2 separate regions of the Homo sapiens genome follow, and region 2 is linked to region 1. A link is a contact called in ENCODE Hi-C data. All regions are on one chromosome and are shown on one strand. The core of a region is the stretch at or near the end of the contact, and the rest is flanking DNA. Distances in the headings are between cores, read along the strand shown.

Region 1 (4,626 bases), core at 816-3,315:
CCACACTACCCCGATTCCCAGAGAATTGTGCCGCCTGTCAGCTCCTGCAGTGTGGTGCCTTCGTTTGAGGACTGCCTAGTCCCTACATCCATGGGCCAGGCCAGTTTTGATGTTTTCCACAGAGCCTTCTCGACTCACTCGGGCATTACAGGTGTGTTGGTTGTCTGTGACTTAGAAAATCCTGTCAACTGACAGGAGAGACCAGGTGGGCTGCCCGTGACCGACCTGGGCTGGACGTGACCAAGCACATGACCGCATCAAATCCTGTTGAACGACCCCTGAAATGGCTCTCATCTCCACCTTCCCCTCCAGCCCTCCTTCAGCCCCTCTTCTTCCACCACCCTGGTGCAGGAGCCATCATGTCTCTCCCAGACTATGGCCATAACCTTCCAGTAAGTCTCCCTGACCTGATTCCTCATCTTTACCATTCTGCCCTCCATACTACCATGAACATTGCCTCCCCAAAATGAAGGATAAAATATGCCTCTTTTCTGCTCAAATATATTAAATAGTTTCCAATTGCCTAGAGAATAAATTCGACTCTCCAGCATGGCATTCAAAGCCCCCATAAGTTAGGCCTGATCCAGCTCTGCACACCTGCCCACACATATTTTTCCCTACATGCTCTTCACCTGAGCTTTGCCAGCACCCTTGACCCCACATGCCTCTCCCTCTCTGTCTTTGCTCTTTGTTTCCTCCTTCTGGAATGTTCTTTCCCTATTTCTTCATCTGTGAGAATTCCATTCTCTTTCATGACTCAACCTTAACACCAGCTCCTTTTTGAGGCCACCCCCAGCCTTCCCTAGAACACTTTTCTTTTACTTCTTCTCAGCCTGTCTTTTGTGTGGTCATATTTTAGCCAGCTGCCTGCAAGTCAGCCTCTTCCCTCACTAAGGTCGCTGGAAACAGAGACTCACTATAGGGCCCAGGCTGGCATGGTTGCCTCCTTAGCCCCCAGTCCTCACTTGGTGAGCTGCATTACTGTAGTGCATTTCCAGTGGGCGTGGCATGGGGCAGGAGTTACTGACTTAACTGCGTTCTTTCTCTTCCAGTGTATGATTTACCTTCAAGTTCCTCGAGCCTCTTTGGGGAGTCTCTCCGCAGCGGGGCTGAAGATGCTACCTTCTTGCAGATCAGCACCGTGGACCGCTGTCCTAGCCAGCTCTCCTCTGTCTACACCGAAGGCTAAAAGCTCTCTTGGCCACTCCTGCACACCCAGGACCTTGATGTTGCTTGCCACCTTTTGTTTTCGTACTCTCACAGACTGCTTGAGGAAGGATGTCAGCCCAATCAGCGGGCCCTGCAGAGTTACTGATGTTCTTTCAGAAGGCAGGACTGAATGGCAGAGCTAGCTTTGCAGGAATCATTACAGTTGCTCCTTTTTCTCTCTGGTTTTCCTGGACTATGTGACCAGGAGGACTGTCTTTTCAAAGGGAATTTAGAGCCTCACTCTCCTGGATACCTGTTACTTCCTGGCTGTCAACCCTTAAAGGACCCCAGTGAAATGATGTGCATATGAAAATGTAGTTTGGGGATGACTCTACCTGAAAACTCCAAACAGGGAAAAAGACCTCAATTACGAGAGGCATAGTGACCTGCCTCACCTAATCCTCACCCTTGCTGCTCCTGATGCAAAGCCAGGCACAACAAGGGAAATCCATGTCCAAAGCATAGTGTGGTCTCAACTCTTAGAAACTCCCTGGGTTTCCCTTTTCTCTTAGCCACATGCTAACCAGTTGCTTCTCAGTGTTTCTCTTCAATAGAAAAATAAGGTTTTATATGCCAGCAGCCTATCCTTGTTTTTGCATTTTAAAGACTTAGTTATTTATACGTATTTTAAAATGAAAAAAAAATGTAAAGGTCTGTGCTTTGGATGGAAATCATTATTATTGTAATCACCCCAGCTATAGACATTTTGCACAGCTGTGGTTCTGCCTGGCCCCACCTCTAGCATGTTAGTTTTGCAGTTAGCAAAGGTTACCTGAGGGAAATGGAGTGGGCACCTCCCGCACCAACAGTCCTGTAGCTGGAACCTTCCTGAGTTGACTGTTTAGTAACTCCACCTCAAAGACTGTGTTCAAAGAAAAATGTTGTTTGACTGGTTTACCCATTGCCTCCACTCTGGTGCTGCACCCAGAGAAGTGCCAGATGTGAGAACTGGGACAGACTGAGTCATGTGCCAGCTTCCCTTGGAAAACCAAACCTAGTGATACTTGACTTCCAGTGCTCAGATTTTACTAACGTTTTTCAGGATATCCACTCATCTGTCTGTCTCTTCCCTACACTTCTCTCCACCCTCTTTTTGCATCCCTCTTACCCTCTTCCTGACTGTGGTTCATATATCCCCACCAGCCGCCATTGTCTGATCATCTTGGGAAGGTAGAGGTGACAGTTCTCGAAAAGTCTACAGAAAGAGGCAATTCTTTTTCTGAGTTCCAGTTTGAAGGCCTGGAATTTTCACATAGCACTTGGTCGAAAATATCAAGCCTAAATAGGAAGTCATTTTCTGTGACACCTCTACATAGCTATTACAGATCCTAAGTCCTAGGGCATCAGCTATAAAAATTGGCCAGTCCCAAAGACACAGTAAGTTCTAACATTCTGGTACTATCATATTTCAAGTATTTTTTCTCACTTTTTAAAAATGTTTTTCTGAACAAAAGTGAAACAATGCCATTTATCAAACTGAGATCATTACAATCTTCAACAAGACAACTAAAACAGCTTGATGTTAGATGGGATTCTGTGACAGTTTGTATACTGACAGGTCCTTCCAGTCTCCCTCCACAGTCCCACAAGCGGAAGTATTCTACCTGATTCCAGAGTTCATTCCAACATGCAGTAGAATGAGGTGAATGAAGAACCAAGTGTGGGTTTTGTTTTCACAGTGCACTTGGTCAATCTAGTTTCTCTGAGTAGTGGGCTGTATTCTAAGAAAAGCTTTCACGTAGACGTCAAAGTCTGCAAAAGAGATGAGTTAGCCACTTTAAAAAACCTGCTCTGCTTTACAAAAGATGCACACCAGGCTTCCTTTACAAGTGAACTCCAAGGCTGCTTGTAAAGTACCACCCTTCCTGCAGACTTTGTGGGTCGTGTCACTTGGCCTAAACAAGTGGCCTAACATATGCATGCTCACAGCTAGTAGCATCCCTCATGCGTCCTTTGTCATACTCTGGAAAGAAAAAAACTCTGCTATCTTCAGAGAAACCATCTATTCATACTTAAATATGGAAGCCTTTACAAGGAACTCAAAATACATTTCATTTCATTTGTACAATGAGAAAAAAGATGAAAAGGCAAGGTTGTTATTGCAGTTGACATTGTCAGCCCTGCCTTTTGGCTTTATGTAATTTAAAATAGAAAGGGGGAAGGAGGACAAGACAGAAGCTCAACTTTAGAAACCATGGACATCACCTCCCTCTTTGAGAGGAGCTGCTTGTGAACCAGGCTCCAGTCTTCCTGTGGCCTCTCACAGTAACCCTGCCCCTTTCTTACCTCACAGGGGCAAGAGGGACTCTAAAGAGGGCGTAAGCAATAGAGGCACCTGCAGCCCTCCTTCCTCAGCAGGAAATCAATGTGGAGCCCCAGAGGGACATTTTATCTCAGAGAGAGCATGCTGGCCACAGGACCCAGTGCAGCCCTGCTTCCCGCACCGTGGGTCTTTCCTGATAGCTGCAGGCTTGAGATTGCAGCCTCAGGATAGGACACGTTCAGATGCCTTCCAGACTACACACACTATGCTTAGATTCGAGAGTCTTTCCTGACCTTAAAATTTGTCCCTTGCTTACTTTCACACTGCAGAAGATTTATATATATATTCATCATTATTTTTGCAGCAGTACAAGTGGAAACTTCAAAAAAATCATTCCCTTTCATGTCCTGGTCTTTTTAAGTCTTGATATGTAACCATTTTCATAAATGTCCAAACAGAGATTGTCATTCCCCTTAAAAACAGAAACAAAACACAAAACTAGTGCTTGTGAAAACACACAGCGCAAAGACAATTATCCTATTGCATTAAAAAAAAAATCAGTCTGCCTAGAGACATTTCATTGGCTGCATTGTCTTAATTCCCTAACGAAACTGCATCAAAATGTCAGTTGTAATTTAGCCTCTGATCAGCTGTTAAATATTATTTAAATATTTACAGGTCCTGTGGGGTATCTCCCATTACCCATGTCGCCCTCAAATTACATAAGCGATCATAAAATAAGAAGAAAAAAAAAGGTCTTTAGTAGATCACAGCAGAGTTACCACTGATAAGAGTGTTGGCTTTGTTCAGTTGTTTCTAAATTACCAGCCGTCAAGCACAGTAGCCCCTAAAACCAATTTTGAGCAAGGATAAATTCAACTCCCTCATCTGAGAACCTTGACTTTCCAGTTGCCTTGAAGTATTGGGAATAGTAACTGTACATTTTCAATTTAATTATTTGGTATTTTATTTGACTGTCTTGGCCATGTCATTTTATGGAAGCATTTTTAAATAGCACTTTTTGTTAGTGGTGTGGAATTTCTGCGGTTATTATTTTTTTTTTTTTTTGCAACAGATGAAGCAAAAAAAAAAAAGCACTCATTGGAGAAATAGTGAGTGTAAAAAGAGATTTATTTTGTACAGACAGCAAAGTA
Region 2 (4,626 bases), core at 835-3,334, 52 kb before region 1:
GCCAGAGCTTAGGATGCATTGTGGGGCCACAAATGAGTGCATTAAAGTGCTTTTAACACTGTCCAATGATTTATACTAATAGGTCTTGGTATTTTGGTAAAATCGATATATAGAGGTCTGCTCCCTTCATTAAATTACAGTTTCCCCAAGGGCAGGAACACACATAGAGTATCAAGTACGTAATAGACACTTATCAATATGGAATATAAAAATAACGGCTGAATGATAGATGGGTGAACAGATGGATGATGGGGCAGGTGGATGATGGATGGTTTTTCCTGGCTGTTAAATGGGATGAAAGAGAGGTCCTAAACCAGGCTTAACTCTGAGCGAGTGGCAGGCTACAAACAATCCCCAATTTCCCAGCCTATGTCATTGTAGCTAATGCCAAGTATAGCTAATACAGACCTCTGAGAAGCAGCACACTTTCTGTTGGACCATAGAGTAGAGCACAGAGTGTGCACACCAAGTTTCCTTGTTGCCCATTGGGTTGTAAACAGCAGGGGCAATGCTTCCCTTGTGATGAACACATGCACATACATACAAAAAAACCTCTGGGGAAAAATAAATACTGGGTGCATTCAGCAACTACAACAAAATAAATAGGAGAACTCACATTTCTACACTGAAGCAGGAAAAAAAAAAGTTAGCTGTGTTTTCATAGTATCTCTATGACCTTTATTATTCCATTAGATTTTGGAATAGTATATAAAACACCAAGCTCCATGCTGACAAACACCAGTTTTGAAACTATTGCCACAGTCAATCCAAACAGCCTTCTCCCCTGAGTAAAATTATTATTTGGAATACAAGCAGAATTGTGGTTCCCTGAGCTAGCTGAGCATAAATGAGGTTAGTGATTCATAAGGTGACTCTAGTGAGTTTGCAAATATGCAACTTGTATGGAAGCTGACGCACACAACAGAAGCTCAGCCTTGCCTTTCTGAACTGGTAAGCATTTTCAGGCCTCACCACCTCTTTGGAGGACTGTGGTAGGTACAGGCTTCTGAGGACAAGAGTTAACCTGACAGAATGCTGATTTACCAGAAATAAACCCTTCAAATCAGATCACACCCTTGTCAGTAGCTTTTTGAGCGGGAAGATGGTAATTCTGCCTCTTCACATGTTCCTTGAAATACTTGAACTCTTGTTCCATTGGATTAAGCTTTTGGGGGCTAGGTCATCTGGGGTACTTATTCTATCCTGGAGAGGTTGGGGAAAAGTGGTACTGGTATAAAAATACAACTCCCTGAACTTTTAAACCCTCAAATCTTTTCGATAATGTGGCTTCTCTTTCTTAATCCTGAACCTGATTTATTTTTTTAAAAAATCCATTTATTCTTTGATATTAGTAGAGTAAGTTCAAAAAGAACAGAAATGGGTATGGAGCTCAGCATAACTTTGTACAAAGAAGGAAGTTAAAGAGAATCAGCCTAATGCTGCTGCTATGATTGCAGCATAATGAGATGTCTACGGAGTAGGTCCCAGACACTGAGGGAACCTTTCTGATAGACTGTGAAAGTGACAAGCCCCAGTTTCTTCTGTGACATCGTACCAATTAGCTGATCTAAATGGGCACGTATTCACGTTTGAGGTCACATACCGTTCTCGAAGGCTAGGCTGCCCATACGAATGGGACTGTAACTCACTCTCTGTGTCATAACGGGCAACAGTGGGGGGAGATCCCGAAGCTGTGTTTTCGTAGTTTGAGAGACTCCTTTGATGAAGGCCAAGTATATTCATCACACCATCAGGAAAATTCCCTGGGTTAGTTAGACTCTAAAGTTAAAAGGGTGCAGGATCCTACGTTCATGCTAGGATCAGGGAAGCTCCAGTTCTCATTACATTGATTTAGCAGTGACAGAGAGGGGCCCCAGCTGACCTACCGTGGCTCACTGCAGCAGTGAGAAGAGGAAGAAGGCCTGTGCTGTGCCCTTCTCAGTCAGCTGACCAAATATTCTGTTACCTGACTCTCATCCCCTGTGACTGAAAAGTGCTAATACAGAGACCTTGGCACAGATGCAAACAGTACAAGACTGACTAATTATACAGTGTCCAGACAGGGAACTGGCAGGGCATGGCAGCACTTAGGAGACAGACCGTGAACATCAGCCTGAAGCGAGCCAGACGTGAGCTCCGGAGGAACCTGTTCCACCATGAAAATAAAAGCTGTGTGTACCCAAGAAGGGGAGAACTGTTCCCTGAAAACCACTGAGAGAAAAACAAGCAAGCCCCTCAAATATGCTTGCTGTCAGGCTTCGGTATTTAAAAAACGTGGGCTTCCTTTGGGGCACGGTCTCATGTTTGTTCTCCCTTGATTTCAGCTCCCATTTTCTCCAGCAATTATTCAAGCCGAAGTGGAACAGCTGCTGGGGCCGTACCACCCCCACATCCTGTCAGTCACCCTTCTCCAGGACATAATGTACAGGGGAGCCCTCACAACCCCTCCTCCCAGTTACCTCCACTCACAGCTGTGGACGCAGGAGCTGAGAGGTAAGGCCATCTGTCTCTCTCTCCTAATAGGTGTCGCCGCCAAACCTCCCTTCACAGACAAGTGCCTTGACAGTTGCTGAATTTTATTAATAATCCGTTGGTGGGTTGAGTTACCCAAAGGTGACATTTTAAAAGTACATACACAAAGCACGTGGACCAAATATCTCATTATCTGTTTCATTTTTCCACGGGAAAACAAATGAAATGATACTGGCAATAGCCAGCCAAAGTTTCAGATGCTGGAAACACACCAGAATTTCCCTGTCTTTCTACCTTTCATCGGTCTGTTTCAGAGACCCAATTTTAAGGTAATGTATATGCAGGTCGAAGCACTTCCCGATGTCAGATGGTGCCCTCGCCACATAAATCAGTATTGTTAAGGCACAGGATTTTATGTAGGCTGCTCATTGAATACTTTATATTAATATCTGTCTCACAAAGGACTTCTGGGAGAAATTTTTTAAACAACCATGATCTTCATGATATTTTTACTCCTGAATTCTTTATTGGCCCCAGAGGCCTTTCGAGGCCCTTCATACTTCTGTTTCCCAATCTCGTGTGCTTCTGTGTACCACAAACCAAAATAAGAGTCTGCATCTCTTGCTTCTCCATCTCCTTCCCCTTTTTGTGGAGCAGGCTGTAATGAACTTCTCTTGCCCAAGGGCAAGTGTATGGCTGCATCAGTACAGGTAGCTTTGGAAGGAGGTTGGATGCTTCAGTCCTCTCCGAGCTGTCCAACACACCTCTTGTCACCTCTCTCCACTTGTCATCTGGCTTGAGTTGACCTACCTGGTTACTCCCAGACATCCAGAGGAGAAAGAAGTTCTGGCAATTGTTGAACAAAATAATGGGTTGAATAGGCAGCAGGAATAAAAGTTTTGTAACTTAGAGATTACTGGTGAAATCAGGTTCCATCATTGTTGGCCTGACCTATGAGTTTGGTAATATGTGGTTTTAATTCTGATAAACCATATATATTTTACTGTTTATGACTTTCTTCCTTTATCAATATTATTTTGTTTAATGAATGTCCGTTGAATACCTTCTATGTGTCAGACACTGTGTTGGATGCTGGAGTCCAAAAAGTTATTAAAATATGCTCCTGCCCTTACAGGTTTGAATGGTGAGGACAGGCATTCAAATGAAGTATAATAAGGCTGTTTGGTTAAATGATGTAATAGAGATCCCACAGGAGCCTAAAGAGGATGTCTCTAAATCTGTCTCGGGGGTGAGGGAAAGAAAGACACAGTGATGTAGGCATTGAAGGAAGACTAAGGCTCTTCTGGATGCCTCAGTGGGGGCACAGCATCCCAGGCAGCAAGAAGAACATATCCAAGATGTGAGGAACAGAAAGGACACCGTCAGGGACGGTCTCAGTAGCTTGGGATGACAGCATCCAGGCATACATGGCTGATGAAGTCAGATAATATTAGGTTGGCTTATGTGGGAATTGTGTATTTGATGCTAAGGAATTTGCCCCTTATCCTGCTAGGAGTGAAGAACCATTATAGGCTCTTTGTTAAGAGAGAAACACAATCAGATTGACATTACAGCAAAAGAATTCAGGTGGCAAGATAGTTGAGTAACTGAACCTGGAAGGAGAGACGGGAAAAACAAGGAGAAGAATATTGCAGGAGGCCTTGTGAGCAATATGGTTACTTGAAGCAAGGCAAAGCAGTGAGGATGGAGAATTTATTCAAGAGCAATTATTTAGGAGGCAGAATTACTAATCATTAATATATATGTGGAGCAAAGAGGAGGGACCAAAATTCATTTATAAGTTTTACCCCTAGATACCAAGATTGTGTCATTAATAGAAACTGAAAAATACAAAAAGAGTGTGGTAGTGTGGAGGAAAAAACAATGTTGAGTGGAGGAGAAGGGGAAGAAGACAGAATAATAAACTGACTTTAGGAGTTTGAACTTTAGGTGATTATAAAAGATCCATGTGGATATGTCTGATTGGCAATTAGCAATATGAATCAGAAGATGCTGGACTTTTTAAAAACAGTTCTATGCACAAGGTAAAGTGTAAACAAATCATTAGCCTCCTCCCACAAGATCTGTCAGCAAAGCAGCGCAAATGATAACCATCCATTAAGTTCACAGACGTTGCAGACAGAAAATCTTTTC

What was found. A loop is a pair of places that touch in the nucleus more often than their neighbours do. Pooled maps may share reads with other maps.
Region 2: a loop to region 1 is called in a map of heart left ventricle, with 4 times the contacts of the local background. The contact joins two enhancer-like sites. A Hi-C loop is called at or near these places in 3 of 168 maps with a recorded cell type or tissue (dorsolateral prefrontal cortex, heart left ventricle and mammary epithelial cell) and 3 of 50 pooled maps.

The regions. Positions count from the first base shown.
Region 1 is chr9:3,824,835-3,829,460 of GRCh38, reverse strand. GLIS3 (GLIS family zinc finger 3) reads left to right here. Exons shown (of 11, transcript NM_001042413.2): 10 at 1-151; 11 at 1,053-4,626. The coding sequence ends at 1,189. Among named protein-coding and RNA genes, the nearest start is that of GLIS3-AS1, 71 kb to the left of the region's middle. Within about 2 kb of position 2,065, at least 3 of the 41 ENCODE cell types and tissues checked have a DNase peak (open chromatin) inside an H3K27ac peak, as active enhancers do.
Region 2 is chr9:3,877,294-3,881,919 of GRCh38, reverse strand. It overlaps GLIS3 (GLIS family zinc finger 3), which reads left to right. Exons shown (of 11, transcript NM_001042413.2): 8 at 2,325-2,493. Among named protein-coding and RNA genes, the nearest start is that of GLIS3-AS1, 19 kb to the left of the region's middle. Within about 2 kb of position 2,084, at least 5 of the 41 ENCODE cell types and tissues checked have a DNase peak (open chromatin) inside an H3K27ac peak, as active enhancers do.